2 separate regions of the Homo sapiens genome follow, and region 2 is linked to region 1. Evidence: chromatin loops called from intact Hi-C (ENCODE). Cell type or tissue: endothelial cell of umbilical vein. All regions are shown on one strand. Links, peaks and the distances in the headings refer to the core of each region. The heading gives the core; the rest is flanking DNA. Region 1 overlaps ADD3-AS1 (ADD3 antisense RNA 1). Region 2 overlaps ADD3 (adducin 3).

Region 1 (2,925 bases), core at 193-2,692:
CAGTCAAGTGGCTAATAAATCTGTACAAAGCACAGCTTCTGCCCAGGAACCGTGGTTGTTGTCCTTCACTGAGGAGAGCCAGCAAACTGACAGTATGAATTTGCCTTCAGGGCCCAGATCTCATTTCTCCTCAAGGGGCTTGTGCTTGTTGGTGGCAGCTAGCACTGGCCCGGAACTTTGATGTTTTCCTTTTCAGTATCCAAATGCTACAGAGACTGTGTCACTGCATACGCCGTCTCTGGTATAATGGCAGAGGCGGGGAGCAGACTGTTTGGAATGCAGTCTGGCCCCATTGGGACTTTGAACTGGGCTGGAACTTGCAGAGTCTAAGAGTTTAATCGTGGCATCTTTTTCAGATAGGCAAAGAAAAGGAAACCAACCCAGAGGGGTTGGTGTTCAGTACTCTGGAAGAAATCCATGATAATTTTTTAAGGAATTGAAAGTTTTTATGAGGCTTACTGAGGTATCATTCATATACAGTTAATTTTACCCTTTTCCAGTGCACAATTCAATGAGTTTTGGAAAGCAGCTATACTCATTGTCATACCACCATTGCCAGTTCGATAAGTTTTGACTAATGTATGTAGTCAAGTCACCAACATCAAGTAAGATAAAGAACATTTCCATCTCCCCGAAAAGTTCCCTAATACCCATTTGCAACCAATCCCACCATATTTCCCCAGCCCTGTGGCTGCTGCTGATCTGGTATCTGTCTGATTCCAGAATGTCACATAAGTAGAACCTTATAATTCACAGCCTCTTGTTGCTGCGTGTCAGTAGTTCTTTCCTTTTTATTACTAAGTAGTATTCTATTGTATGGATGTGCCACAATTTGTTTATTGATTCCCCAGCCGGGCATTTGGGTTATTTTCACTTTTTGGCAGGAATTGACATTTAAATGAGCTCAAATTCAGCAAGCATTTATCGAGCATGCACAGAAACAGACTGGAAAATGAGATAGTTCATGTTTACAGTTTCTAATAAAAATTATAATCACACTGGAGATTCAAACTAACACCTAAAGAAGAAAGAAGTCTATTTGTGACCCTAGAAACAAACATGGAGGAAAAGGACTCCATTCAATAGCATTGGTCTAATGATTAGGAGAGAATCTCATGCCCTTGGAAAGCCCTAAAATGACACTACCATGCTGAGACACATGAGGGCGCTGTAACCAACCAGCATTGCCAAACACTTCATTCTTACAAAAGTTGTTTGTTTTTTTAATTTATTGGAATGCTTTGTTGAAAACTCTAGTGAATTCTCACTCCTACCCTTGGTCTCCTTGGCCACTCTTGAATGATAGAAAAAAACATAGGCATCGAGTGGATCTGTCTTTGACTAGTCATCAGGGGATTACTGTACCCGACCACAGCTGTACGGTGAGGCTCCCGTCGGCTTTCCTACTTAAACTCACAAGGAAAGGCTCCCAAAGGAACTCTAGATTAGAATACCTCATGATCACAAAGAAAATTGGGATTGACCCTAAAGTTTCATTTTTATTGTTGTTGTTTTCAGGCCTTCCCTGAATATAACACACAAATATTCAAACATAATTGCTGGACAACATTTTAGAAAGACTTGTAAGGTACTTCTTTCACATCTCAGCAATTTGGCTAGTTGAAAGTTGTTCGTTCTTCAATGAGAACACATGGACACAGGGAGGGGAACAACACACATTGGGGCCTGTAGAGGGAGAGCATCAGGATAAATAGCTAACACATGCAGGGCTTAATGCCTAGGTGATGGGTTGATAGGTGCAGCAAACCACCATGGCACACGTTTACCTATGTAACAAACCTGCACGTACTGTACATGTATCCTGGAACTTAAAATAAAATATAATAAATTTTTTTTAAAAAAAGAAAGTGGTTCGTTCTTGTCAAAGCAACCACTACAATCAGTTCAGAGGAAAGCTATCTTTACAGCAAAGCAGCCAGGAGAACTTAGGGTTACTGGGTTTGGCTTCTGAATGGCTGTTCAAAACAAAAACTGAAAAGAAAAAAAAAACCCTCTGGATACATTTAAAATTTTTTGAAAATCAATGACTCATTTGTTACAGAGTAAGCAAGTACAAAATAAAAGACACTTCATAAAAATTGCATTAGAATGTTCTGGTGGGATTCTAAATGAATTTAGCTGTGGGATGGTATATGATTTTTGTGCAAGATCCAGCAAGGCTTAGGGATTCCTCTCTTAGAGAAAGGGTTTGATTCCGTTATTTGAAAGGATGTCTCTCCAAGCCCTTTCTATAATTAATAAAATGCTCACTTGAAGAAAGATTTACTCAGTCAAACCTATCCAACCTAAAATATGACTAATTGTTTCGAGCAGAAAATTATCTCTGGCTGTCATATCCAAATTATATAACAACATGGCCTTAAAATTGGGTGGAAAATAGTGAAGAGCTGATTCTAAAGGCAGAATGTGGCTCTGGTCTGGATTTTTTAAGCAGTTTCACCCAATCTCTCACCCAGAGGGACCAACCTGATGTTTTCTTTCTTCCTATTTGAGTAAAACTCTGAACCACTCGATCAAACCTGGGCCCTTCACACAATCCCACTGTGGCCCTTTCAATTATCCCCTTCAAAAGGCATTTTCCCATTCTCTCCTGATCTTACTCCTTGCGTCCAAAGCTCACTGGCTCTGTGAGTGTGCTGGTAAAAGCATGGACCAATGAGTTGTTGCTGGCTACGTGATCTTGACCTGGCTACGTTACTTAACCTCTCTAAGCCTCAGTTACCTCCACTGTAAAATAGAGATTATAATAATATCTACTTCAGGTCCCCGTAATAGTATCTATCTGAAGTTGTTGAGAAGAATAAATAAGATCATGCATATAAAGTAATATAATCCAGCATCTGACACACAGTAAGCCTTCAATAGAGATTGACATTATTATCATCATCCACAACATTATTATTA
Region 2 (2,925 bases), core at 296-2,795, 63 kb after region 1:
CAGTATAAAGCAGATAGTTTTATAGCAAAGATTATGCCGTGGAGACATATACATACCATGTTGTGGAATTTGGGCTTTTTTCTGTGGGAAATAGGGAGCCAAAGAAGGATTTATAAGAAGTGGATTGATGTGGTCAGATTTGTGTTTTAAAAATCTTCCTTTGGCAACAGTATTGAGAGTGGACTGAGAGAAGGTTGAAGGTAAAGAGATTACTAAAGTATGCCAGGAGAGAGAGAGTGCCTGAACTAAATCAGTGGACTCGGATAGAGAGGAAGAGACTTTTCCTGAAAGGAAAAATGGTAAAACAGAAGGAATGATGGAGTTTGAAGGTCAGGTTAAAGAAGTGCCTAATTTCTGGCATGGAGAAAGAAAACTGGAAAAAAGAACTTGCACGCACGCGCTCTCTCTCTCTCGCTCTCTCTCTCTCTCGCTCTCTCTGTCTCTCTCTGTCTCTCTCTCTCTCTCTCTCTCCGTGTGTCTGTCTCTCTGTCCCTCTCTGTCTCACTCATGCTGTATCTCTTGCTCATGCTGTGTCTCTCACTATCTCCCTCGCTGTCTCTCTGTCTTTGGAAGAATATGTGGGTGATAAGAGTTTGATTTTTCAACATTTGAAGATTGAGATACTTGAACAGCAGACCACAGCAGGAGATTTTAAGTAGGTAGTTGAACATAGAGATCTGGAGCACAAGCTAGAAGTTTGACAGGACTGTAAATAACAGATCTGTGAATTAATAACAGGAGAATTGAGAGTTGAAGTTGTGGGAGGCAGATGAGGTTTTCCAAGGTGAATGTGCAGAGTGAGAGAAGTACACCAGGGATGGAACTCTGTTGAATACCAAGGTATAAAATCATCCTTTTTATAGCCACAATCCAGACTAAGAAAATGCCAGTGTAGGGATCCATTTCAATCCCGGCCCTGCTTGAGGTTACATTGAATAAGGTATCAGACCCCTTTGTGACTTCAAATAAATGGTTTAACATCTCTAAGCCTAAGTTTCCTCATCTGTAAAACGAAAGGGTTGGTTCAAATCAGCAGTTCTCAAGCTTTTTTCTTCTAGATTATGTGTGATATAGGATGTTCACACTCACATTTCCACAGACGTGCTTAGAATTATGGGCAATTTCCACTGCTCTGGTTCTCTGTCATACAAGAAATGCAAGATTGTGAGAACTAAGCTGTTATAACAGTAACCTTGGGCCTCCTCTGTTATATGTTTAAAAAGCAACTAGTTCAGAAATTTTCGTACTGAATCAACAAGAAGTTACTTGCAATAGATACCTGACAGCTGATAGGCATGTAGCAACAAAATCATTACTTAAAACTCCCAGGCTAGTTATATTACTTTTAAAATTCTTTTGGGATCACAGACCCCCTGTAAGAACTAATGAAGGCCATGGATTCTCCCCCCAAAAAATATGTGGATAATTTTTTTATATTTGAGAGAATTCAAATAAAATATTCTAAAGTTGGTAGCGTCTCTTGGGATCCGTGACCCTGTATTAAGAAATTCCTTTTCCAGATAAAAATCCCCTTCTGGAAGATTTTATGACTTTATTTGTTGTAAAAGGAGAAGCATATTTCTTTGGAAATAAACTTTGTGATTAGATCTTTGTAGGTAAGTATTTCTATAGTAGTTTTAATTTTTAAATACTGTTGTTTGAGCTTGCCATAATTAGAAGACAGCCACCTATTCTGTGGATAAACTAGTGCCACTTTAAGAAAAGGTGATTTGGAGCACAATTATATTAGAATAACTACTAGCTATTTTAAATATTCTGTTCTATACTACTTGGGTGAGGGGAGGGTGTCAGCGAAGGCAGTGGTAGTAAGGCAGCCAGGAGGTGACAAAGAGTCCAGGCATTCAGGGGGCTTTCCTGGGGCAAGTAAAGCCTTTCTTGTTCGTGTTTGTCGGTCAGTCTTGCTCAAGTGACTTAGAGGTGTCTGGAAGTGTATGTTCAGTGAGCTGAGAAATAATCTTAAATCTTTTTACCAAAAAAACAACACTCATGATTTTTAAAATAAATTTATTTCAATTATAATAATACTATCTTTAATCAGGAAATAGTCTAATAACATGGAATGTGGATTTTGGTGTTATCTAGAAGAAGAATTAGCACACTAATAAAATATTAATAGTCTTATTATTGATAACTGAGTTTTGTCTGGTGCTGTTTTTTTTTTTTTTTCCATCAGTTTTTTTACTTCTTAGGCTTGGGAACCAAATCGAATTCTCCTGGTAATTACAAATAAGTACTGCTTCAATTTCTATCATCCAGTTATTTCATGAGAAAGTTTACAGTAATGGTAAAGCAGTTTGATTTTGTTCTTTGTCTAAAGTACACCCATACCAAGATAATTTAAATTAATTTTTATTCAAAGTAGTTATTAAAACTTTGAGGGGAAAACATAGAATGCATATTTTTCTACTTCAGAGTTTCGGTGGGTCATATTTAATATTTTTAAATAATGATCACGTATTTCAGCTTTTCAGCAAATGGCATGCACTGGCCTAGTAATGATTAATCTTGGCTCAATGATCAAGAATGTTGACTTTGAAAACTTACTTGCAGGCTGTGGAATAGCCTACAGAGGACATAGTAATTTTGTTTGTGTTTCAATTATGTCCTGAAGATCTTGGTGTGTGTGGTTGTTGGGCCAGCCCAGTTTTCATTTGAACGGCTTGGCCTTTACAGGTGGACTTCTCTTCCAAATGAGTATTTCTTTTAACTTGCATCCGAATTAATGTTCTTTAGAGAAATCTATAACTTAAATAAAGAAATTGACCTCCTCCCAGGTTTCTTTTTTTTAAACAAATCCTATTTATTTTTTAAGTATGGCTGATCTTTTTTTGTATGACTTTCTATCTTTACTACGAAAGTTGCATTTGGATGTTTCTAGATATTTCACTCACCTATTTGCTGTTA

The links. Hi-C counts contacts between places; a loop is a spot of excess contacts. Peaks named below come from ENCODE experiments on the same cell type or tissue, not always from the same donor. Only the 100,000 strongest peaks of a DNase experiment are listed, where the experiment ranks them.
Region 2: it touches region 1 in a loop (7-fold over the local background); 4 of 110 quality-filtered maps call a loop at or near these places.

Annotation. Positions count from the first base shown.
Region 1 is chr10:109,977,422-109,980,346 of GRCh38, forward strand. The region is part of intron 2 of ADD3-AS1 (ADD3 antisense RNA 1); the gene reads right to left. Among named protein-coding and RNA genes, the nearest start is that of ADD3, 29 kb to the right of the region's middle. In endothelial cell of umbilical vein, for the core only: a CTCF peak has its summit at 1,152 (motif pointing right); a DNase peak (open chromatin) is centred at 1,170.
Region 2 is chr10:110,040,516-110,043,440 of GRCh38, forward strand. All of the region lies in intron 1 of ADD3 (adducin 3), which reads left to right. Among named protein-coding and RNA genes, the nearest start is that of ADD3-AS1, 34 kb to the left of the region's middle. In endothelial cell of umbilical vein, for the core only: no CTCF peak of the experiment used is centred there; a DNase peak (open chromatin) is centred at 1,846.